Regions from separate parts of the Homo sapiens genome. Here region 2 is linked to region 1. Evidence: read pairs that join two places in POLR2A ChIA-PET (ENCODE). Cell type or tissue: MCF 10A. All regions are shown on one strand. Each heading gives the region's core, and the rest is flanking DNA. Links, peaks and the distances in the headings are about the cores only. Region 1 overlaps MAP3K5 (mitogen-activated protein kinase kinase kinase 5). Region 2 overlaps MAP3K5 (mitogen-activated protein kinase kinase kinase 5).

Region 1 (12,665 bases), core at 2,929-6,928:
TAAGAGTATGTAGTTTTTTAATAAAAGGTAAATAAATTATTGGTGGTTCACCTTGTTCACACAAAGGCTTATCCCACTCAATGTCCAGGTCCTCCGGCAGCCTCAAACTCACTCTCAGGCCAATAAGACTGTGATTTCCTGCTAGAGTTCTATCTGTCCTGCTCCCTGCAGACCAGGGAATGTCTTGAGGGAAAAGCCATTTAAATGTGGAGTTTATCCTATGCGGTGCCCTTCATCCAAGGATGAAAACCTTTCCAGTTTCTAGCTACTTTTAATCACTCTTCAGTGCTTTCCAACTTTTTTCCAACATTTATAATTGTTATCAACAGGAAGATAAGCACAATAGAATCTACTCTGCTGTTTCCAAAAGCTACTACTTTGATGAGCAGAAGCCAATTTTCATGTAGACCATTTTCCCAGTCTTATCTTTTATGGTATATGGCGTTTTTAAGCCTTGTTTAAGAAATCTTTGCCCCAGTCAGGGCAACATGGTGAAACCCTCTCTCTACCAAAAATACAAACAATTAGCCAGGCGTGGTGGCACACACCTGTGGTCCCAGCTACTCAGGAGGCTGAGGTGGGAAGATCACTTGAGCTCAGGAGGTGGAGGTGGCAGTGGGCCGAGATTGCACCACTACACTACAGCCTGAGTGACGGAGCAAGACCTTGTCTCAAAAAAAAAAGAAAGAAATCTTTGCTTATCCAATAGTCATACATAATTTGTACACTTTATTCTAAAAATATTTTTCTAAAGTATTTTTTCATATTTTGGTATTTAACTCACTTAGATTTCATTTTTTTGTGCATGGCTTAAAATGGGGATAGAACTTTATTTTATTTTTCCAAGCAGATAAAGAAATTTTCCCAGTATCATTACTACAGATTCCATCCTTTCCTTTACAGCTCATGAAGCTGATTCTGCCATAAATCTAGACTCATGTATATCTTAGTCTGTTCCAGGCTGTCTCTTGTATTCCAGTGCTTTGTTTGTCTATGCCTATAGCCATACTGCAATATCTTAATCATTACAGCTTTATAATGAGTCTTGTTAACTGGTGGAGCAAGTCCTTCCACCTTGTGCTTTTCCAGAATTGCTTTGCCTATTCTCAGTCCTTTATTCTTTCAAATAAATTTTGGAATTGGTTTGTCAAATCACATGAAAACCCCTGCTGGGGGGAATTAAAATCTTTAAAATATCAAGCCTTCTCATCTACAAACTCGGTATATTTTTTCCTTTCATTCAGGTCTTTTAAACTGTCTTTATATAAATTTTTCTACAAAATTATATTTTATTATTTATATTACTTATTTAAAATATCTTTTTAAAATTATATTTCTTAAATTATCTTTTCATCTATTTATCCCAATTTACTATACTATGTTAAATGAATTTCATCAAATTATTTACTAAAGTTATAAACTCTAAGATTGGCCCGGTGGCTCACGCCTGTAATCCCAGCACTTGAGGAGGCAGAGGCAGTTGGATCACCTGAGGTCAGGAATTCAAGACCAGCCTGGCCAACAGGGCAAAACCCGTCTCTCCTAAAAATGTAAAAATTAGTGGGCGTGGTGGCGGGCACCTGTAATCCCAGTTACTGGAGAGGCTGAGGCAGGAGAATCGCTTGAACCTGGGAGGCAGAGGTTGCAGTGAGCTAAGATCACATGACTGCACTCCAGCCTGGGCAACAGAACAAGACTCCATCTCAAAAATAAAATAAAATAAAATAAAATCTAAGGTTTAGTTCATAATACACAATCTTATGGATTATAATAATACTTTAACACTCTCATTTGCAAATACTTTTTTATGCCATGGATTTACTAAGTAAGTAGCTCATTTATATACTATTTACTTACCAAGAAGCTCCATGGTCTCTGCTTTCAGTGTCCGTGAAATTAGAGTCCAAAAACATATCTTTGTAGATTCGACCAACTAGGCAATACATATCTGAAGCAACTTGTCCTTCGCTTTGCACCATGGGAATCATAATATCAAGAGCTTTTGCTCTGTCACCAGGGAGATTTCTCCTAAGGCAGAAAACATTGTTGTTTCAATATACATTACAGAAGCAATATAGATCAATTCTTTTTTAAAAACCCTATTTAACATGTTGATTCATATTAGAGAAATTTGCCAGGACAGAAACAATTAGATTTTGAGAGTCCTCTGTAAACCTCTGTCCTAAGCCTAATTTTTTGTTTTATCCCATTGTATGTCTACTAGGTCTAACAAGGATTTCTTTTGAGTTTCTGTGTTAATAATGGTGATGGATTTGTACTTACTCATCCACAATCCTTCCAATTTCCCTGCAGCCTATATGCAGGTTCAAGTTGGTGAAACGAGATTAGAGTTGTAGTCTGTGTCTTTGAATAGGGTAGAGTAAATAAAGCCAAGTAGGGACAAAACCCTGACCTTAGGTTTCAATGGCTTTTGCTCCAAAACTTAGCAAACTCATTCACAGATGATACCAAAAATCAAATCAAACCCAAGAACTGCTTGATTTCTACGTGTGACTAACTGATTATCTAAGGAAGTTGCTTTATGTAGCATGCTTTAAAATAGTATGTGTAGACAGTTCACAAAACCAGATAAAAATTCTATAAGAGTTATCATTCCTTAGACCTTGAAAATATTATGCTAAGTGAAAGAGGTCAGTCACAAGGGACCACATACTGTATGATTCCATTTATATGAAATGTCCAGAATAGGCAAATCTGTAAAGACTGAAAGTAGATTCGTGGTTGCCTAGAGTTGGGGGATTTGGGAGGGAAATGGAAGGGGGGCTGCTAATGGGTACAGGGTTTCCTTGTGGAGTGATGAAAATGTTTTAAAATTTATTGTTTTGATGAAATATATTTAGTTTGTTTGTTTGGAGACAGAGTCTTGCTCTGTTGCCCAGGCTGGAGGGCAGTGGCATGATCTTGGCTCACTGCAACTTCTGCCTCCCAGGTTCAAGCGATTCTCCTGCCTCAGCCTCCCGAGTAGCCGGAACTACAGGTGCACACTGCCACACCTGGCTAATTTTTTTGTATTTTAGTAGAGACGGGGTTTCACCGTGTTGCCCAGGCTGCTCTCGAACTCCTGAGCTCAGGCAATCCGACCACCTTGGCCTCTCAAAGTGCTAGGATTGCAGGAGTGAGCCACCACGCCCAGCCTGTGAAATATGTTTCAATAAAGCTATTATAAAAAAGGTATCATTTCTATTCTCAATTACTACTTCAAATCTTCTGTCCAAGAAATTCCTTTTTATCCTTGGTAATAACTATCTAACACTATGTTCACCTAGACATAACCATCCTTACTCTAGTGAAAACTTTTGTGTGAATGACCATCTGGTGTTGAGTGTATTTGCTTAAAGATAACATCATATTCATGTAACTTTTACAATTCTAAAAAATATGAATAGCAAATACAAACTTTGACAGAGCAGAAAACCTGTAAGAATTTAAATATACCAACAGTGTGCGACTTTTTTTTTACTGAAAAATAAATCAGAAAAAAATGAGAATGCATGCTTCCTATATTTCATGGGGCTGAAGCAGATATGCTAATATTACATTTTAATAGGGACTTCTTGCAATGCTGCAGTGAACACATTCTCTGTAAAGAATTGCAGGTTACACAATAATATGTTAACGCATTCTGGAAGGGAACTTTTTCTTCTTACCTATTCAGTGCAAATGCATAATGAAACTTCACATGGTGATGGGAGGCCAAATCAAAGGTTGGCAGTTTTTCTAAAGTCTCTACCAGCTTCACAATAGAATCATAGTCCTTTCAAATTAGATGAGAATAGCACAGAATTAAACCATTAGGAGAAAATTCTCACAATAACGTGTCTTTTGACAACCAGATATCTGAATTCAAGAAACACATTAAAAAGACACTAGAATCCACAGAACACTTTGAAGAACCTAGAATAAACAGTTTTTGTTGTTTTTCTTCTAAAAGGTTTAGATCGTATATATAAAAACATTAGAAACATACAGTTACCATGTTGAACAAAAACTAAAAAAGCAAAAGAAACAAAAACACCAAGCATGATAGTGCTCTACTGTCTAAATATGGGTGATTTATTTCCCCATAGAGCCAGATTCCCGGTATGCAGTGTTCTAACAATTTCAGGGAAATAAAAATGTCAAGGACATGAGGCAATGGGTTGAACTTCTGTTACAAGTAGCAACACAGTTTCATGTCACATGAGTAAGCACTCTAGCCACAGGATCCTATGTGCCACAGCCCTCCATGGATGTGAGTCTGTCTTGAGCACATGAAGCCTTTACACAGACCTGAAAGGCTAGGAATGGAAAGGAGAAACCAGATGTCATTTAAATTTTACTATTAAAACCTAAGAGCAAATCCCTAACTTGGAGAGGATTTTATTCCACTTACCCTATTTTTAAAATTTTAAGACATGTCAATAAAAATGATATAACCTGTTAGTGTGTTTTACATTACATATTTTTAAAGTTATTTCTGTAGGTAATCAATTACATATTTTTTCCTTCAGGCGAGTTAGATTCAGCACTATCAATTTCAAGCAATACAATTTCAAGGGATAAAAGGTATGTCCAGAAAGCTCTAAAAATGTCTGCTATTTGCCAAAACAAAGCTTTCACTGACAGGTGTGCCTGAGGCTAACAGTAGAATAGACTGTGTCCACAGGTTCGCTGTGCCAGCAGATTTTTCTTTTTGTTCTTTTGGAGGAAAAAGTCAGGCCTTTACCATACAAGTCTTTCACAATCACTGATGGTTAACTCACATGAGTCTTTTTCATTCATCATAAAATTATAGGATGGAAAGCTTAAGAGAGTCAATAAAAAATTACGTGTAGTAACATGAACTGCTTACCAGCAAACTGAAATTTGAGGTTAATACTCCCTTATCCCTCCAACATGCTACACAACAAAGATTTCACTTTAAACATCTTCTCACCTGGATATCTCTGTAGGAAAGTAACAGATTTATGACAATATCTGCTGTCAAGACTTCGATATTATCTACTCGCTGCCGAATTCTTGCCAACTCAGCTGCCAATTCTTTACCAGTGTATAAATTACGAGCTTTCCTGATGTCATTGAGTATAGATTCCCGGAAGTACTGGCTGGTAAAAACACACACATTTCAAAGAGTTTGACATTAGAAACAATTTCAATGAAAAGCAATAATTTTAATAAAGACATGAATGATATTGCAGCATTAGCTATAAAGCATTTGTAGTTTTCAGTTCATTCAGATGCCTAAATAAATATCTTACATATCTGGCATTATTAAGAAATTTAGAAGCCAATGTATTTCTTTTATTACTCTGCCTTCAGAAAGAATTAAAGGTAAAGGTACTCCATATTAATAAATTTTCCTGCAAAAAACCACTTAAAATGCCAAAACTTTGTTTTCCATTTTACTGTTTCCAGTACAAATTGTTCTAAATAAATTAGATGTACCTATGATTTTTTGTTTGTTTGTTGTTTTTGTTTTTGAGACAGAGTCTCACTCTGTTGCCCAGACTAGAGTATACTGGCATGATCTTGGCTCACTGCAACCTCCATCTCCTGGGTTCAAGCAATTCTCTTGCCTCAGCCTTGTGAGTAGCTGGGATTACAGGTGTGCACCACCACACCTGGCTAATTTTTGTATTTTTGGTAGAGACAGGGTTTCGGCATGTTGGCCAGGCTGGTCTCGAACTCCTGATCTCAAGTGATCTGCCCACCTCGGCCTCCCAAAATGCTGGGATTACAGGCATGAGCCACGGCACTGGCCGTGATGTACCTATGATTTGAACATAATATAACCTTAACTTCCTGACTCAGCCTATCATTTATTAACATAAATAATTGTTCTTCACTGAAAGAACAATTAGAGTTAAGAGTTAATTAAAGTTGAATTGTTCTTGCCCTTACACTAGAAGTCCCTGGACATTTATCCTGGTATTGTTTCTGTACTTGCTTTGTATATATTTTTAGTTCTACCATCACTATAAAGCGGTTAGTAGACTTTTTAATTTTTTGCTGATTTCAAGTTGCTGTTCTGTGAATAAAATGTATTATGTGGCATCTATTTTATCTACTTGGAGGATAATAAACATTTTCCCCCTAGTTCTTAGCTGTATACTGATATCTCAGGAGCACCTGATATCATGCACAAATAAAGATGTAGAATAACACTTTATTGTCATCACCAAATGGCATTATTAATTAAACTTTACCTAGAACTTGCTTGTGCCACCTTCAAAAGTTGAATAAAACGATCCACAAGAGGTAAGCAGATGGGTCCAAGAAGCAGCTCGAAGTTCGGTTGCATGAGCTCTGTCAACCCCTTCATGAAGCTGCTGTCACAGCAGTAGACTTTGTTATGTGGAGTTATCATGTAAGGAACAAAGGTGTAGTTCCCAGTGCACATCTGCGGAGAGAGGAGGCATCGGCAAGTGGGGAGCTGGCCTGGAGACACGGCACAGATGGAATCCCACGTCTTACTCATTTTAAATAATTCCAAATGCAAAGGGAAATAGAAAAGCCTCATTATTTATTTATGACCTACGACAATGAAAATTTCCCCAATTCCTTTCACTGCATACTTCAAATAATTAGGACTTACAGATGATACCAAAAAAAGAGTGGAACAGTTTCTATCCATCAATTTAATATTTATTCACCATCTTTCAAGGCTAGGGCACTAAGTTATTGCTGTTGGAAAAAGTAGTTTAAAGCATGGCCTTCAGCTTTCAGGGAACTTATAATTTAGTCACAGGGCGCAGCATACACATATGAAAATGCTACAAGCTCACATTTGAAGGGCTTCCTACATGTAAGGTGATGCCGCAAGTAGATCCCGCTCAAATCCACCCCCCGGGAGGCTGCTCTCTCTCTGTCTCCCCACTACTAAAACTACAGGCCCAGAAGTTACCCTTGATGCTTCCATTCCCTTCCCCTTCCACATCCTATCGAAGTCCCATCTGTCCTGCCTCCAAAATATAATGTCATATTTGTCCATTTCCCTCCATCTTCTCGGCCAACACTTTAGTCCATGCACCAATGGACCTGGCCTGAGCCACTGCCATCAGCTTTAACTGGTCCCCCTGCTTCCACTCTTGTCCTCTAATTTACTCTCCACTCTGCCATCAGAGTGATCTTTCAACACTGTCCCTCAGATCACTTCCCACAGCTGCTTAAAGCCCCATCTCTTGCTCTTGGGAGAAAGAAGAAATTGCAATGCAACGTACAAGGGCCTGACTACGCAGATCCTGCCCCTCTCTAACCTCAGCCCTGCCACTCTCCCCTCGCCCACTACAGCCTGGGCTCACTGACCTTCTCTTGGTTCCTGGATGATGCCCAAGCGAGGATAAACTGGTGCAAACAAAAGCAGAGCAGGGATGAAAGTGGAAAGTGAGTTGGATACCCTGAGTAAGCAAATCTGACTGGAGCTCGAAGCTCAGGGAAGGGAATTAAATGCAAAGTTAAGGATGTTAGACTGTACATTCTGGACAATGCAGAATCATAGAAGGATCCACAGCAGGAAAGAAAACACAATCAGCTGAGTGTGATGGCTCACGCCTGTAATCCCAGCACTTTGGGAAGCCAAGGCGGGCAGATTGCTTGAAGCCAGGAGTTCAAGATCAGCCTGGCCAATATGGTGAAACCCCGTCTCTACCAAAAATACAAAAATTATCCAGGTGGGGTGGTGCACGCCCTTAATCCCAGCTACTCAGGAGGCTGAGGTGCGAGAATCACTTGTAGTGAGCCGAGATTGCGCCACTGCACTCCAGCCTGGGTGACAGAGCGAGACTCTGTCAGGAGAACGAAAGAATGAACAAATGAAAGAAGGAGAAAGAGAGAGAGAAAGAAGGAAAGAAGAAGGGAGGAAGGAGGGAGGGAGGAAGAAATGTGCATTTTCACAATGCACAATCAAAATGCACAAATCAAAATACACAATCAAAACTGTGCATTTTGGCAGCCTGGGCAGGTAACAAGATGCACTAAAGGGAAGAGATATGAGGTTTGAGGAGATGAGTCATGCTGTGGCATGACCAGGTCGGCAGAGGTGGCGATAGAGAAACAGACACGTGCGTGACTGAAGAAGAAGGAATCAGCTGGATCTGGTAACTGATAACAACCTGAGAAAGGGTAAGGCATCAAAGGCAATTCTGCACTTCTAAGGGCGACTACCTATACAGAGTGGTATCATTAACAGAAAGCAAGAATTCAGAAAGCAGAACCAGACTAAGTTATTTATGAACACATGCCTCTTCAAGACACTCATATATCAGGTAATTAATCAAAGAATCTGAATTCTAGTTAAAATATGAGAAGAACTTCAAAAGGTTGAGATTTGAATTTGGTGGGATGGGGTGAAATAGTCACTTTTAAAGAGGTTGGGATTGAGGTGGGGCACAACACCTAATGTGAAAATGTCCAAAAGAGAGCTAGAAATATGTGATTGAAACATAAAATAGTTTCAAGCCAAAATACAGACCTGAGAATTATTGGATATGGTAGAATCAAAAGAAGTGGGAGAGACCTCTATGAGAAAAATCATAGAAAAAGGCAGAGGCTGAGAACTAGAAAGAGATACGTGGGACACCCGACTACTGCCGTTATGGGGAACAAAAAAAGTCCAGGTTATCCATTCCTAGCCATATGAGCATACGGAGAATAATACAGCATTTCTCTTACCCTTAGCACTTAAGTAATAAGTACAAACATGTATTCACCATGTGTGTGTGCCAGGGTATGAACAGTCATAAGTCAGTGGGTCACAACCTACAAAGAAGCTGCTGTGGCCTTCATTTTAAAAGTGAGGAGACAGGTAAGGCTTAGAGAGATCGTACAGTTGGTCTGTGACATGTTTGGCACTCCAGCCCAGGGACTCTTTCTCTAGATGGCATGTCCTTCCCACTAGGGGGTTATGCACCCTCCTGAGTGGCCTTTACAGCAGACACACCTGCTCTCTAACCTTCTGTCACTTTCTACGGGAACTCTGTATGAGCCAAATGACTATTCACAGAAAACAGGCAAGAAATGCCAAATGCCCTTATGACCGGACTTAATTATTTATGACTATGTTATCCTTTAAGGCTGCTTCTCATATGTCAGGTAATGAAGCAGAAACCAAACCTCACTTCCAGTTAAAGCACAAGAAGAACCTCCAGAGAGTGAGATTTGATTTGAAAATCAAGTATGCTAAATTGTTCCTGTCTCAAGTTCTCCTCCATGGAACAATAATTAGAAGAGGAAACAATAATTGGAAAAGGGAAAGTGAACATGTCCTGCTTCTAAAATGTTACCAAGATCCCACAGCACATCCGCCCAATTTAATCCTTTTACCCAAGCTACTGCCGAAGCAGAAAAGAAAGGCAAGGATACCAAAGAGGCTGCTTTCCAAAGCATCTAAAGCTTCAACTATGAGAATTGTTCTAAAAGAACAACAGAATCAAACACTATTGTAGACAAGCACCGTAACTCAAAATTACAAACGAAAATTATCTGAATCCTCCAAGTCACAAAATGAGAACAAAGAGCCAAAAAGCCAATAAAGCAGAAAGTGGTATCAGAGTTTTAGCTGCTGGATAAAATTATGTAGCCTCAGAAACCTTGATACTACATATATTAGTTTATCAGATATTATTATTGAAATACGGGGCAATGGGGAATACTGCACCTGTGTAAAACTAATTCTGGGAGAGAATGACTATCAGATGTCTGGGTGTGTGTTAGGCAGAGGAGAGGTAAAGGGGTAATAATGACTACGCAAACAGCAGAGAAAAGCAGTTCCTGAAACAAACCCCATGGTATAAGGCTTCAGAGTCTTCGCTGAAAATACCTAAGCATGCTAAGGGTTTTCCCAAGTTCTAGGCTTCAGTGCATTCTTTAGAGTTTCTTTCCTATGTTTCTAAGGCAATCTTTTTTTTTTTCAATTTCCCATTGCCAATGTCAGGAAAAAAGGGGGGTGATAAGCTGCAGAAGCCACATGGATACAACTGGGCCTGAGCTAAGAGACAGCCCAGTGAGTATGCAGTGGAGGAAAAGTTGTGTTTTTCAAAAAGATATAATTGCCCAGAAAAGCACTTTTGCAAAATAATGAAAACTAATAGCATGGGAACATTTATTTCCCAAGTTGGCTCACGTGTAACTTAGAAATGTTATTTCTGTATTTTCTGTGTGCAGATTGCCACCAAACCCATAGTTTGAAATAGCTGATAATCCAAAGAAAATAAAAACAACCCCTATGTGATCAAGAACAGACACCTTAAGTGGAACAATTGCCTTTTATTAATAAAGTACTCATTCTAAAATATTTAAACTTGCTTCAAAGACCTTGTTTCCTTAAATTTCAAAACACTGAGGCATGGTCATGAAATAACAACACATGCTATAAAATCCCACAGCTCAAAATCTAGTCTTGTTCTAATTCATTTTGTTGTTGTTGTTGTTTTTAAGACAGAATCTTACTCTGTTGCCTAGGCTGGAGCACAGTGACATGATCTCGGCTCACTGCAGCCTCTGCCTCCTGGGTGCAAGTGATTCTCGTGCCTCAGCCTCCCAAGTAACTGGGATTACAGGCATGCGCCACCACACTTGGCTACTTGTTGTATTTTTAGTAGAGACAGGGTTTCACCATGTTGGCCAGACTGGTCTCAAACTCCTGGCCTCAAATGATCCTCCCGCCTCAGCCTCCCAAAGTGCTGGGATTACAGGCATGAGCCACTGCCCTGGCTCCTAATTAATTATTTTCACCGTTTTTTCTTTCTTTTTTTTTAAAAAAACCTCCAATTCTGGTTTTCAATTTTTAGAAACTACATAAAGGTAAATAGAAGTGTGTGTTGAAAATGACATGAGCTTCTGGAAGGAAAAGCTCTCAGCATTCAAATGTATTGATAGAGATGCTCGAAATATTCAACTTTTTATAAGGACATTCAGCACCTGAAACGCAACACCTCTCTCTCAAGTCAGCGGGCAACTTCTTCAAAATGTACAATATTTGGTTCTTTTATCAGCCTGCTTCTCCACAAGTCCAAGCTGGGCTAGGCAGGATGGACTTCTTTCTGCCATTCCGGTCTCAGGGAGTGCTACCTTCTCTGAAGGACACTGACATAATGGCTACCCTCTTTTTAGCACATCACCTTACGTTCATTTTCTAATTTGTCTGCTTCTTTGTTCGCTGATTTTCTACCAATTAGACTGTCTACACAACAGTTACACATGTGCTTGTTTCCACTTCCAGCCTCCCCTGTGAGAACCCTGAGGTACCAAGCCCAAAGCCTGGCGTGCAGCGCATGTCCAATCAGTATTTGTTTAAAAAAACGTGTGAGATAAATTAAACAGTTTCACACCTTTAACAAATTAAACAGTATTTTAAAACAGTGCATTGAAGCATGAAGCAATAATTGCTCATTTCCTGTTGAGATAGGAAGGATAAGAGTTTATAATGGCAACATTATTTATGCTGAAATATGCCTCTGCCCTGGTTAAATCTTAAGCATAAGTTTCAAAATTACTTCAGAGTTGTATAATCACTACTATAAAAAAAGGCTTAAAATTTCTGATTTAAGGAGAAATTAGCAATTGTATTGTTAATTTTGTCGTCTTAAATCAAATCTTGTGCAGGCTTTTATAATATATTGTATATTATCTTCACTCCGAGTTGCAGAGGTACATTCTTTAAGGTTTTTAAATACTGGCTTACTTTCTGAAATAAATGTACAACCATTGGCCACAACCATTGGCCTAACAAGGCTGTTTCCACTTTATATTATAATTCTTCTTCACGCAGCATTTTTAAAGTTTAAAATTTACTTTTCTCATGTTTTCACATTTGTTTAATTCTGTGTGGAGGGTAGGAATTCTGTAGTGTGGTCTCAGAGGCAGAATACAATACTTAGGAACTTACATCAATCTCTTCAAGTAGAAAATAGATAAAGATATCTATATATCAGTGTATATGTAATTATACTATATTGAGCTAGCTAGCTCTCAATATAAGCTAGCTATCAGTATTGTTATTCCTATACCTTATCATGATTACAGACACTGGAGAGACGATCTAGAAAACCCTGTCATATCAAGGCTTCACTGAGGTTGGGGAATCACGATTTAGAAAAGGGAAAAGGGAACAGCATATTGGAAAGGATGGCATGAATGCTGCCATGGAAACATACTATAGACACATATACATACACACATATGTGTGTGTATCTGTGTGTGGATATAGGCTGCTTTAGTGCCACTCATAATTCCACAACATTGAATACACTATAAAAGATTTTCTTTTTATTTATTTATTTTTTGAGATGTAGTCTCACTCTGTCACCCAGGCTGGAATGAAGTGGTATGATCTTGGCTCATTGCAACCTCCGCCTCCCGGGTTCAAGCGATTCTCCTGCCTCAGCCTCCTGAGTAGCTGGGATTACAGGAGCATGCTACCACACCTGGCTAATTTTTGTATTTTTAGTAGAGATGGGGTTTCACCATGTTGCCCAGGCTGTTCTTGAACTCCTGACCTCACGTGATCTGCCTGCCTCTGCCTCCCAAAATGCTGGGATTACAGGCATGAGCCATCATACCTGGCCTGAATATACTATGAAACATTTTCTTCCAAAACATAATTATATGCAGAAAAAGACAGGTATCAGTGCCATCTCTCATTATGAAAAATAAAGTTTCACTACAAT
Region 2 (12,665 bases), core at 5,491-9,490, 89 kb before region 1:
TATCTGGCATTTACATTTTCCACAAGAAATACATTAGGTAGTCAACTGGTTCCTAGATAAAGAAGCATTTACTTCACTCAAATTGAAGCTGTCAAAAACACAGTCACCATCTTGCTTTTAGGGAGAAAAAATTTAAGCCATCCCCACTCATGAAAGAGAAAGATGAAGGATTTCCAAAGGAATAAGCCCAGCCAGGCTTGCAGCTGCACACATCCTTATAGTATCTAGTACCGCACCCTCCTTTCCCCCCATGTAAGCCAGGAGCAGAGCATGAGGCTACTTGATGGGAAGTCTGGAGTTTATCACACCAGACACCAGGTCTCAGCTCAATGGGCAAAGTAAAAACAAACTCACCATTTGATCCAGCTGAAAGAGCTGTGGAAAGAAAAGCAAACAGCCATGAATAAGCACGTGCTGGGTTTGTTGTTAAACTGAGAAATCAACAAAAAATGAATGCCTGAAATGGGGTCAATGTCCTTTCCAAACATTCAATCTGCCCATTCTCCTCCAATATAAACATCAAAAAACGCCAAGAACAATTGGAACCTTTACTTTTTTTTCTGAGTTATAGACAATTATTGCAAAAATATAATGTACTTATATTTTTACACTACTGTTTTATTTATAGCTGGCAATCTTTTCTCTCTTTCTTTTTCCTTCTTGCCTTTTTTTGGGTGTAATTATTCAGAAGTATATACCCTAAGAGGCAACAGGTATTTTCTACTGCCTTAAAAGAACCTATTACCTACAGGGCTTGGAAATCCAACAGCTCTATAATGGCTCTGTAGGCCCATTTGTGGTAATCTGGGGTTTCAGCTCTAAAAGGCTAAATTTAACCCCTCTTACACTTGAACCTTAGTATCCACAATGTTAGAGTGATATAGATGGTGACATATTAACTACCTACTAACTATGTGATTGAAGACTATTATGTATGAGGTCCCAGCACTTGTGAAATTGATGGAATACAGCTCCCTGATACTGCAACCAAATGCCTGAGAACACTGTGCTAATATTTATACCAATTTCCAGTGATATCTGTAAACAGGTTAGTTTACTTCCGGAAAATTCTTCCATCTTAAAAGCTTAGGATTGAAGGACTCAGACTATATCCTCTTCAATGCAACCACATACCTGAAAGCTTAGGTTGTGTCTTTTTCTTTTTGCTTGAAACTTTTAAAAACTCATCAACAAGCAAGTCGTTAGCACAGGCTCTCTTGTCAGGATCTGGTTCAAAACATTTCAGTATGAATGCCTTGGCCTCTGCAGACATGGACTCTGGGATCTCAGGGTGGACTTTAAACATTCCCACCTAAGACATAAATATAAAAAGTGCAATGTGCCTTCTGAGTGAACATCTCAGCACCTGAACTCCAGCTTCCATAACTTGACCCCCCAATGCAACAAGATCCCTTATCATACAACACAAACTTATGGCTTTTCTCAAAGGGAGATAAGATGTGTTTGCTGCAGGTTATAGAAGATCAACAGAGTGCCTTGGTACCTTTACCAATGGCACAGGCAGAATAATTAGTTGAAGACAGTAGGCAGCACTATGAAGTAATAATTTAGTCCTTCAAAGCTTTAGAACATATTGGTACATTGGCACACAAAAAGGATCTTTATTTTTCTTTCTTTCTTTCTTTTTTTTGAGACAGGATCTCACTCTGTCACCCAGGCTGGAGTGCAGAGTGGTGCAATCTCAGCTCACTGCAGTCTCGACCTCCCAGGCTCAAGCGAGTCTTTCACCTCAGCCTCCTGAGGTAGCTCGGACTACAGGCATATGCCACCACGCCTGGCTAATTTTTTGTACTTTTTGTAGAGATGGGGTTTTGCCATGTCGCACAGGCTGGTCCAAACTCCTGGGCTCAAGCAATCCACCCACCTCAGCCTCCCAGAGTGCTGGGATTTCAGCCACGAGCCACCATGCTCAGCCACCGAGCTGAGACCACTGCGTTGCTCACAGTAGCTAAGTGCTGGGCATTGTGCTGGGGTTTCTCCACTTACAGATCTCATCAAATCCTTCCAACAATCCAGCGGATTAAATATTTTCCTTGTTACACCAATGAGGAAAATAAGGCTTAGAAAGGATGAGGTAACAAGGCTAAGAAAAGGGAGATCTGGGATTTGAACCTGAATTGTTCGGATTAAAGCCTATGTTCTTTTCCCTATTACATGATTTGTGAATATCTTCCCTGTCTCAAATCACCTGCATTAAAAGAGATATTTAAAAGCACTTTAAAATTAAACAATATTTTTATAACAATTAGAATTTACTTATTACTGCTATTCTAAAAAAAATTAATGGTATTTTCATTTTTTAGTACAGAGCAAATTTTCAAAGGAAATCCTTTTGTTCTTATACAGCTTATGTAAATTCATTGTAATATAAACAATATATAATTATTTGTAAGAATTATATAGCCGATACCATGTGTCAGACACAGTTCTAAGTGCTTGGTACATTTTACCTCATACACTCCTCAAAAAGCTCTTATTATACAGGTACTTTTTTTTTTTTTTTAAGATGGAGTCTCATTTTTTGCCCAGGTTGGAGTGCAGTGGTGCGATCTTGACTCACTGCAACCTCCATCTCCCCAGTCCAAGTGATTCTCCTGCCTCAGCCTCCCAAGTAGCTGGGATTACAGGTGCCTGCCACTGTGCCCCCCTAATTTTTTTTTTTTTTTTTTAGTAGAGATGAGGTTTCACCATGTTGGCCAGGCTGGTCTTGAACTCCTGGCCTCAGGTGATCTGCCCGCCTCAGCCTCCCAAAGTGCTGGGATTATAGGTGTGAGCCACCACGCTTGGCTGACAGGTACTATTTTTATCCTTATTTTATAGATGAGGAAACTGAGGCACAAGCAGGTTAAATAATTTGCTCAAAGTCTCAAATATCTTGACCATGTTGGAGCCTGGATTCAAACACTGTAAACTGGTGCCACAGTCTATGTCATGTCATCTCTCTAAGATAGCAACTTCCTGTGCACAGCTTAGACTGGCCTAATGTGACAAAAAAACACATGGTATAATAATCATTGCATTCGTGAATTATAAAGCAGCATTTCAGATAAGTCCTAGACACTGGAGAAAACCTGAAAGACTGGCCAAGAAGAGAAAGACATCCACTCATGGCAAGAAAGGCACCTCTCTTGGCACCTGCCATTGCTCTCTGAGGTTTGGTCACACTACTCATTTTTATACCAGCAGTGTCCTATCAGATTGTCTTCAAGCATAAAGCCAAGCTTTGCACAAAAGCAGAAGGTCTGTAACAACACATGGCCCCTCACAAGAGGCTATGCACAGATGGAATAAGAGCTAGAAACATGGTCTGCAGCAGGGAGAGGAATAACAATTACCATCAAAAGTCCTCTCAGGCCAAACGCGTGGCTCATGCCGGTAATCCCAACACTTTGGGAGGCCAAGGCAGGCGGAGGGCCTGAGCTCAGGAGTTTGAGACCAGCCTGGGCAGCATGGTGAAACCCCGTCTGTACTAAAATATAAAAAATTAGCTGGGTGTCATGGTGTGTGCCTGCAATCCCAGCTACTCAGGAGGCTGAGGCACGAGAATTGCTTGAACTCAGGAGACGGAGGTTGCAGTGAGCCGAGATCGCGCCACTGCACTCCAGCCTGGGTGATAGATCGAGACTCTGTCTCCACAAAAAAAAAGAAGAAAGAAAGAAAGAAAAAAAGAAAAAAAAAGAAAAGAAAAAGTCCTTTGCCTTGGATCCCACAGGGGAGCACAAAAAATAAATAAATAAATAAATAATTTTTTTTTAAGTCCTCTGCCTTAGAAAGTAGCAGATGTGTGAGTTTTACTACTTGGGAAGCATGTTTCCATTTCAAACTTCCTGTTGGCCTGGCAGTCTGGCAGCGGAGGACTGCAGGGATTCAAGATGCAGGTCATAGCCATGCTCAGTCCCCAGATCTCAAAATGCTGGCACTTGTGCTCTCATGAGCCTATTTCTATTATCAGGTACCTCCTACTGCAAAAGGTGGGGCTTCTTCCTCCTCCCATAGGAGTTACTGATGGGCAAATTAACAAGCTAGAGGAGTAGGTATATGAGAATAAGACTGATTTACTTAAAATGGTAATTATGCTCTTTTTTTTTTAAAAAAAATGAAGCCTTCAAACTATTATGGTAGAGAAGTAAAGGAAATTATTAATTTTGGTTTAATTCCTAAATGGATTATAAAAAAAGTTCTTCTATCTTCATTCACGGAAAATTTTCAGACTGTTTCCCAAAGGGCTTAAATCATCTTCAGTATAGTCATGTGTTATTTATACTGCGTTGTTAAAAGGTGGTCAATGGAAGTTACATTGAATCTCACTTTATAGCTGAGAAAACTAAGGCACAGAGAGATCCACTGTGTGAGGCACCAGCGCTGGTTCTAACCGAGAGAGAATCTTCTTGACCTTTAATGTGTTCTAAGTTGTGTTTACTTAGCACCCTTTATCTAAAAAAATATGACACACACACACAGAACATCCAACAGCTATAAAAAGCTTTATCCATTTGTTTTTAAGAGAAATGAAGTGTGACCTTGAACATAGCTGCTTGTGGTTCTCCCAGTTCATAAAATGGGGGTTTTCCTGTGGCCATTTCAATGATTGTACAGCCCAGAGACCAGATGTCTGCTGCTTTTCCGTAGCCTCTTGGTCCTTTATCTATTATTTCTGGTGCCATATACTGGAGGGTACCTGGAAACAATTCAAACACATTTCCATTTTAAAAAGATAAAACAGAAGGGTATCTAATGACAGTTTTTCAACAGAATTTTTCAACAGAAATGAGACAACTGTAAAAACATGATTCAAGTCCTAATATCGTTTGTGAGTTCCAGTTTTCTCTGCTATTAATAAAAGTGGAAATAGCAGTTTTTATAATGGATTTCATCAGTGACATAAAAATACTTTACCCATATTATCTGGTTATGAATAGGTACGCTCTTATTCCCTAGACAGTGGAGTATAAGTGAGGCATCATTTCATTGGGCTTCTTAGAAACTTCTAACAATTAGTCTTTTGAGAACAATAACATCAGTACACATTTCTTGAAGTGCATGAAGACTGTTATTATGTAAACTTCTAATCTTTTCCAGAAGAGAATATAGTTCATTCATCCATTTCCTTAGCTCTATCTCTATTTTTCAGTTCCTAAATTGAATGCTTTAACTCTTCTGTTTTCATTCTTATTTCTTAATCATGACAGCATAAAGATTCTGAAAGCCATTGTGAAAATTAATGCAAATAAATTTCTGGTGTGCCCTATTCTGTAATCCAAATATACATGACTCCTGCTGCTGTCTGTGGTCCATGGACTAACAGGTTTAAGAGATCAAAGACAGGCCATGAGCCATCCATATAGACACATAATCAGATACAGTGACTAAGAATAAAGTGAAGGCCGGGTGCGGTGGCTCACGCCTGTAATCCCAGCACTTTGGGAGGCCAAGGCAGACGGATCACGAGGTCAGGAGTTTGAGACCAGCCTGGCAAACATGGTGAAACCCTGTCTCTACTAAAAATACAAAAATTAGCCGGGCTTGGTGGCGGGCACCTATAATCCCAGCTACTCAGGAGGCTGAGGCAGGAGAATCAGTTGAACCCAGGAGGCGGAGGTTGCAGTGAGCCGAGATCACGCCACTGCACTCCAGCCTGGGCAACAGAGTGAGACTCTGTCTCAAAAAAACAAACAAACAAAAAGAATACAATGAAAAAGGGAAGAGCTTTAAGCCTGCATGGAATCAGAGAGGTGGAGAGTGTGGTATAATAGAAAGAATTAAGTGGAGGGGGCCACGAGCCCTTAGTCTGCTTCTGGCCTAGTATACCCCAGGTAAACACTTAAGTACAACTACCTCATTAACCTAAATGAGAGGCTGGATTTGAACTTCGAATACCCCATAAAGTGGTTTCCTAAAGTCTAGCAATGAGTCAGGAGCATGAATAGAAACATATCACCGCATACCCTGCTTCTGATATACAAATAATATAGTCAGCAAACAAGAACTCATCCAAGATGCCATGTTGAATTACTTCAAATTATGAGGTGTTTGCCAAAAGAACTGCTTCAGATTTTCTGATTCATAACCAAAGTGACAGACATTTTGATAAATACAGATGACACCTTTTAGGAATGCCTCATGCATGGTTTTAGGTGAAAACAATTGTGTAAAATTCCTGCAAACTGTTCCTCTGAAAAGCACTATCATAGGTGAGAAATGGACTATTGTTTACAAAAATAAAAGTGTATCATTTTTGTTATGTATTGCAGTCTTTCTAGGTTTATCCTGCAGACCTTATCACTGCATAGCAGTAGTTCACGCTAACATACAACTGCACATGTCTGCTCTCAGAAAGCCTTTCACCTGGCCAAAGACAAGGCAACCATGCTCCCCAAAGACGCTCGCCCACCTTTACTACAAAATTGGTATGATTTCTCTTCATTTGTAGCTTTTCCCCAAGTGATAATTTTGTATGATTTAAATAAGCTCAAATGGTCTTTTCGAAAATGCATCGAAGCCTACCACCCCCTTTTGTTGTCTCGGGGCCTAGAATAGAATTAATGAGAGAATTTAAGTTGTACTAATAGCTAAGTGGGAGTTATAGTGGATCAAAATTTGGAAATTTTTAATTTTTAAACATCGTAAATTAGACAATTCAAGTAATGTCAACAACAAATTATGCAATATTTGATTTGTCAGATAACCATCTGCCAATTGTGTTTAATTATCCCCCACTGAGCAAGTGCCAGAAAAACAGGTTGAGTCATGTGTTCTTATCTGCTCCTCTTTTTACTCCACAAATACATGACACATAATATTTTAAACAAAGCAATTTACGAAGCTGGATAATGAAGATGAGAGCCAACCTGAACACTGGCTTAAGTAAAATCAATGAGAGTATTTGCTCTAAAACTCATACCTCACATATCTGCATTCTAAAGTTTTTTTAAAAAATTGCTTTGAAATATCTATTGTAGAATTTCTTTGCTGCTGCAACTACCCAGGGAGGTGGTACAGCTTAGTGGTTAATTAAACTCTAATGTCACATTTCATTCATTCACTCATTCATTTAACAGATCCACACTGAGGACCTACTATGGGCCAGGCACTGTTCTAGGCACTTAGAATACAGCAGAGGAGAAAACATATAGAAATACCTGGGCTTATGTTTTTGCAGTAGAAGCCAGATGATAAATTATCAGCACAGTAAGTAAATTATACAGCATGTTAGAAAGTGACATGTTATGACCAAAAAAATATAGACCCGAGTGAAGAGGATCAGCAGGAAGGCTGCCATGGTAAATAGGGTGTTCATGGCTGGTCTCACTGCAGAGGTGGACATCTGCGTTGAGACTGGAAGAAGGTAAGAAAGTTACCCATGCAGACAGCTGGGGTAGCGGCAGGAGGAAAAGCCTGTGCAAAGGCCCTGTGATGGGACCCTGCCTGCTGTCATGGAGGAAATGCAGGAAGGTCCACGTTTCTGGCTCTGAGTAAATAACAGAAGAAGAGTAGGAAATGGGGTCTGAAAGGGAACAGACTCCGAATCAGGTCAGAGCCTTGTCCCCCACTATGAGGGTTCTGACATTTGTTTACTCTGAACAAAAAAAAAAAGCAAGCCACTGAGGGCTCTGAGCAATAGGACTTGGTTTATGTTTCAGAGGGATCACTCTGGCTGCAGTGCTGAGAGTAGACAGTAGGGGGCAAAAGTGAAGCAGGAGCACAGTTGGGGAAGCCACCGAAAATGCAGGTGAGCGATGAGAGTGGCAGCAGCAGAGGTGGTGAGAACCGGCCCAATGTTGGACATGTTTTGAAGGCTTCGTGGACGGACTGGGTTGGAGTGTGAGAAAAGAGAAGTGCCCTGGATAACAATGTCGGGAGTGGCTGCCAACTGGGACAGAAGAGTGTGCCGGGGACAGGTTTGGGAGAAGATAATTAATTCCCTTTGGCCTGTTAAGTCTTGCTTGAGTCTCAGCTCTATTACCAACTAGCTTTGTGACCTTGGGCAAGTTATTCAACCTCTTTGAACCTTCATTTTCTCACCACAAACTGGGATAATGATACCTAATGATTAAGGCTGATGTATGAATTTCAATAAAACAACATATGTAAAGCACTTAGTGCAGAGCAAGGTAACACAGTAAGCACTCCATAAATGGTGATCACTGCTGCCTTTTCCCTCATCAAAATCACCAAAAGGTGATGCAGACCAATTTATTGACTGAGCACCTGGGACTAACCCACCTGGGACTTAGTGACCACCAAGTTCACGTTTGAAGCCTATGATGTGCAGGGCCCTCGGGACCGGTGCTGGGGACAGATCTATACATGTTAGTGACACACGTCACTCTTACGTGACACCAGTGGAAGAGGTCCAAGAAAAGGGCTCTGTGAGGACTGCTTTCCTACAATTCCTTTGGAGATTTTACAAAAAAGATGTTCCCCAGATTAGTAGCAGAAGATACTGTGTTAACATCCTGTCCCACAAAGTGTGTGAAACGAGGGATTTTCCTCTCAGAAATTACTGAGTCTTGACAGCACTGAAACTGCTGCTTGCCAAGTTAAGAGTAAGAGGAAAGAAATGTAAAGACATTTGAAGTTATTAATAGGTCAGAATTTAGTTTTTTCAAAAAAATATATTCAAAATGTGTTTAATTCTGTACCCTAAAATATCCATTGCCCTGAGGTGGGAGCTGGGCCAGGGGTATTGCTGACTGAATGCTCTAGGGAAAAAACTTACACAGAATGTCTCTCTCTCCTCCTGCAGGAAGGTAGAGAGAAAGATGGACTAGAGCCAGAAGGTAAAAGCAAAGAGCAAACAGTAGATACAAAATCTGAGTTCTGGCTAGGCGTGGGGGTTCGCACATGTAATCCCAGCACTTTGGGAGTCCAAGGCAGGTGGATCACTTGAGGTCAGGAGTTTGAGACCAGCCTGGGCAACATGGTGAAACCCTGTCTCTACCAAAAATACAAAAAATTAGCCAGGCATGGAGGTGCGTGCCTATGGTCCCAGCTACTAGGGAGGCTGAGGTAGGAGAATCACTTGAGCCCGGGGTAGGGGAGGTCACAGTGAGCAGAGATTACACCACTGTACTTCAGCCTGGGTTACAGAGCGAGAACCCATCTCAAAAGAAAAAACAAAAACAAAAAAACAGTTTTGCCAGGCATGACATCCTAGATACTTAGGAGAGTGGGGTGGGTGGACTGCTTAAACCCAGGAGTTCAAGACCAGCCTGGGCAACATAGCAAGACCCAGTCTCAAAACAAAAACAAAAACAAAAAACCAGTCTGAGTTCTATCCGGTACACACTGCTGTGACTTCTGACTGCAATGTCACTTCTCTCCCAGGTAATTTCCTCATCTACAAAATGGAGGTACTCCCACCTACCTCACAGAATTGAGATGGGGCCATGTTGCTTCATATTAGACCAAAGATTATTCATGATCTTTTTCTCTTCCCTTCCCCTTACCCTTTTTTTTTTCCTGCTAAATTTCTCTCTATAAGAAGAACTTAACACTTCATGAGAATTAGCATGATGGAGTGATAAGAACTAAATGGAGATCAGGTTTGAAGTCTCACACACCCTCCCTATAACTGTTGGGCAGTCATGAATCTCTTGAGTCTGAGCTTCCTCTTGGCTACTGTTACCTTTTTGGAAATCACTTGGTCTCCACCCTCCCAGTACTTTGCACCAGAGGCAGCTCAGTGGTTGCGTTGCCTACTTTCTCAGGAAAGCTCTCTCCCTCCCTTCTTCTGAGTCGGTGAGTCACTTCCTCTTCTGAATTGAAATCCTAGGGTTATTTATATTGTGGAGTAGGGGAGTCAACCACAGAGAGTAAACAGTAAAAGAGGGAATTCATCGTCCAAATGGGAAGTGATTAGGGTATGAGTAAGCATCACAGAGAGGTTGGGCCAAGGAAATGTTTAATAAAAAAAAAAAAAAAAAAATCTTGCTAGAGTTATTGTAGGCCAACCAGGAAAGAAGTAATTACATGAAAAGAAAAATAAGTAACAAGTTGAGAATTAAAAAAAAAAAAAAATCTTCAGTGGCATTAAGCAGGAGACTAACTAAGCAAGTCATATAAATACAGGAAGAGAAAAGGGCCAAATCAAATTCTGTAACACATTTTTCAGTGAGCATCAAAAGATACCAACATTGGCCAGGCGCAGTGGCTCACGCCTGTAATCCCAACACTTTTGGAGGCCACAGGTATATCGCTTGAGCCCAGGAGTTTGAGACCAGCCTGGGCAACATGGTGAAACCTTGTCTCCATCAAAAATACAAAAAAATTAGCTGGGCGTGGTGGCGCATGCCTGTAGTCCCAGCTACTCAGGAGGCTGAGGTGGGAGGATTGCTTGAGCCTGGGAGTTTGAGGCTGCAGTGATAGGTGATCACACCACTGCATTCCAGCCTAGGTGACAGGGCAAGACCCTGTCTCAAAAAAAAAAAAAAAAAAAAAAAAAAAGAAAGAAAAGAAAAGAAAAGAAAGAAAAAAGATACCAACATTACTGTGTGTGAGAACACCAACTGAATTTCTCTCTCACATTGTGCTCAAACTCAGCAATTATTTCTTTAATTACATAAGATCTGTATCATCATTGCAAAAACATACCAGTAAAAGTTTCAGTACAGGGGTTTATGCCAGCAAGCCTCTTTGATGTTCCGAAGTCAGAGATCTTGAGAACACCACTGTAGGTATTAATCAACACATTGTCACCCTAGAGAACAGAGGACTTTAATCACAATTGTTATCTTTCTTCAGATACTGTCTGTTGTTGACTTGGTAAGTCCAATTTAAAAAAAAAAAAGGTGTCCTTACAGCTACCAACGACATTAATTCTGTATTCTTCATTAATAGTTTATCTCAATAGTGCATTCTTGACACTATTTTTTGTTTACATATTATCAGTTTGAAACCAACCGCCTTTGCGAAAATTACAACAGTGAGAAAATTATGACAGTAAAAGAGATCTGATCTAACCACCACCATCTTGCTTTAAATTTCCAAACTGCCCTTGGTCATTCCAGGGTGTAGACCAAGCTCACTTGGAGAAATTTAATTTATAGTTTAGTTGATAATAGCCCTTCCCCAAAACTAAACTATCTTTGTAAAACTAATGAAAGGCCACCAGGTTAGGAGGATGAGAGGGGCCTAAAGTCCGCTAAGATGTAGGCACAGTCAAATGATTATCAGCCCATTATTCTGGGGGTCACAAGATTTGCAACTTCCCCAATTGTTCCTATAATTGACATCACTATTGTAGAACTGAAGACTGGCCTTTTGAGATGTCTTTACAGGCTTCTCCATTTCTGACTATCAGATGGCATCACCCAGACCTGTGACTCTGGACTCAACCAGTCCTGTGGCCCCTACCCAGAAGTGGACTCAACACACAAGAACCATTTTCCACACCCCTATAATTACATCCCCAACCACCCAGACCCTAGCCCCCTGCTCACCAAACTATCTTTGAAAAACCCTAGCCTCTAAATTTTTGGAGAAGCTGATTTGAATAATTATAAGATCCAATATTTTGTTTGGCCATCTCTATGTGTATTAAACTCTTTCTCAATTGCAATTCTTACATCTTGAGAAATCAGCTCTATCTGGTCAGTGGGCAACATGAACTCATTGGATGGTTATAAGTTCTTCATAATCTGCTACTCAGATCACAAGATCAAATATGATTCCTAATTGGTTAGAGCTTGTTGCTATTTACAGATATATAATGATGTATGTATAATTAAATTACGATTTTCATAACTTTCCAGTTACCTTACTTTCTTTTCTATGTTTCTTTACTTCTTTTCCTGGAATATGTAGGGACATGATAGATAAATGGGCTTTTTGGTTGATTTTAGGGTACTAATATTAACTTATTTTCAACAGTCCAGACTTTGTAAAAAATGTATTAGTTCTGAATTTTCTTTTTAAAAAGAGAATGTAAAGTTATTATTTTAGCTTATTTTAGAGAATCTATACCTTATAATTATAGTTAAATCAATGAATATGTGATACTTGTGAGAAAAGAGGAATTTTTTTTCTTCTAACCATTCATCCATTGATTCAATAAGTATTTACTGAGTAGCTACTATGGGCAAGGATACAAAGATTAACCAGCCTATAAGCTCCTCAGGACCAGGGGCCATCTCCTGTTTAACTTTTGACAGCTGCATCCCACACCACAGAGCTCCTAGGAAACATTGTGTGGTGGGAGCACAATCTTGTTGGCTGAACGCAGTTAAGCAGTGTGTTCCTTGAGCAGAAGCGTTAAGACATGAACATAAATAACTGATTCAGGGTTGAACGATATTTTATATTTCTGCTGTTTCTAAGATTTACTTATTCACCATTCTAAATTAATACTCATAACACAATATGACTTTTGCAAGTAAAATAATAACCCAGCAAAGAAAGAACTCATGAAAATGAATGCTGGTGTACCTCACCTTTATGTCCCGGTGAACTATCTGATTGTCATGGAGATATTTTAATCCTTCCAGTATTTGCTTTGTATAAAAGCCAATTGTTTGCTCATTGTCTTTTAATGGACCCCATTTGGAACGAAGGAGAGCAGAAAGACTTCCTGTAAAGTAGGGATAAATAGTAAATAAATCCTCATTCAAATGAGCTCTTTAAAGTGTATTAATAATGTAACAGTA

Evidence for each region. ChIA-PET counts read pairs that join two places held together with the same protein. Peaks named below come from ENCODE experiments on the same cell type or tissue, not always from the same donor. Only the 100,000 strongest peaks of a DNase experiment are listed, where the experiment ranks them.
Region 2: POLR2A ChIA-PET joins it to region 1 with 5 read pairs; 2 of 35 experiments call an interaction of 5 or more read pairs at or near these places.

Annotation. Positions count from the first base shown.
Region 1 is chr6:136,692,283-136,704,947 of GRCh38, forward strand. It overlaps MAP3K5 (mitogen-activated protein kinase kinase kinase 5), which reads right to left. Exons shown (of 30, transcript NM_005923.4): 4 at 6,207-6,400; 5 at 4,937-5,105; 6 at 3,669-3,775; 7 at 1,858-2,028. Among named protein-coding and RNA genes, the nearest start is that of MAP3K5-AS1, 70 kb to the left of the region's middle. In MCF 10A, for the core only: no CTCF peak of the experiment used is centred there; DNase peaks (open chromatin) are centred at 4,189 and 4,689.
Region 2 is chr6:136,600,668-136,613,332 of GRCh38, forward strand. It overlaps MAP3K5 (mitogen-activated protein kinase kinase kinase 5), which reads right to left. Exons shown (of 30, transcript NM_005923.4): 17 at 12,453-12,589; 18 at 10,615-10,720; 19 at 4,542-4,699; 20 at 1,135-1,312; 21 at 355-375. Among named protein-coding and RNA genes, the nearest start is that of MAP3K5-AS1, 22 kb to the right of the region's middle. RefSeq lists enhancers at 11,928-12,498, 12,499-12,665. In MCF 10A, for the core only: CTCF peaks have their summits at 7,700 (motif pointing right) and 7,903; DNase peaks (open chromatin) are centred at 6,744 and 7,714.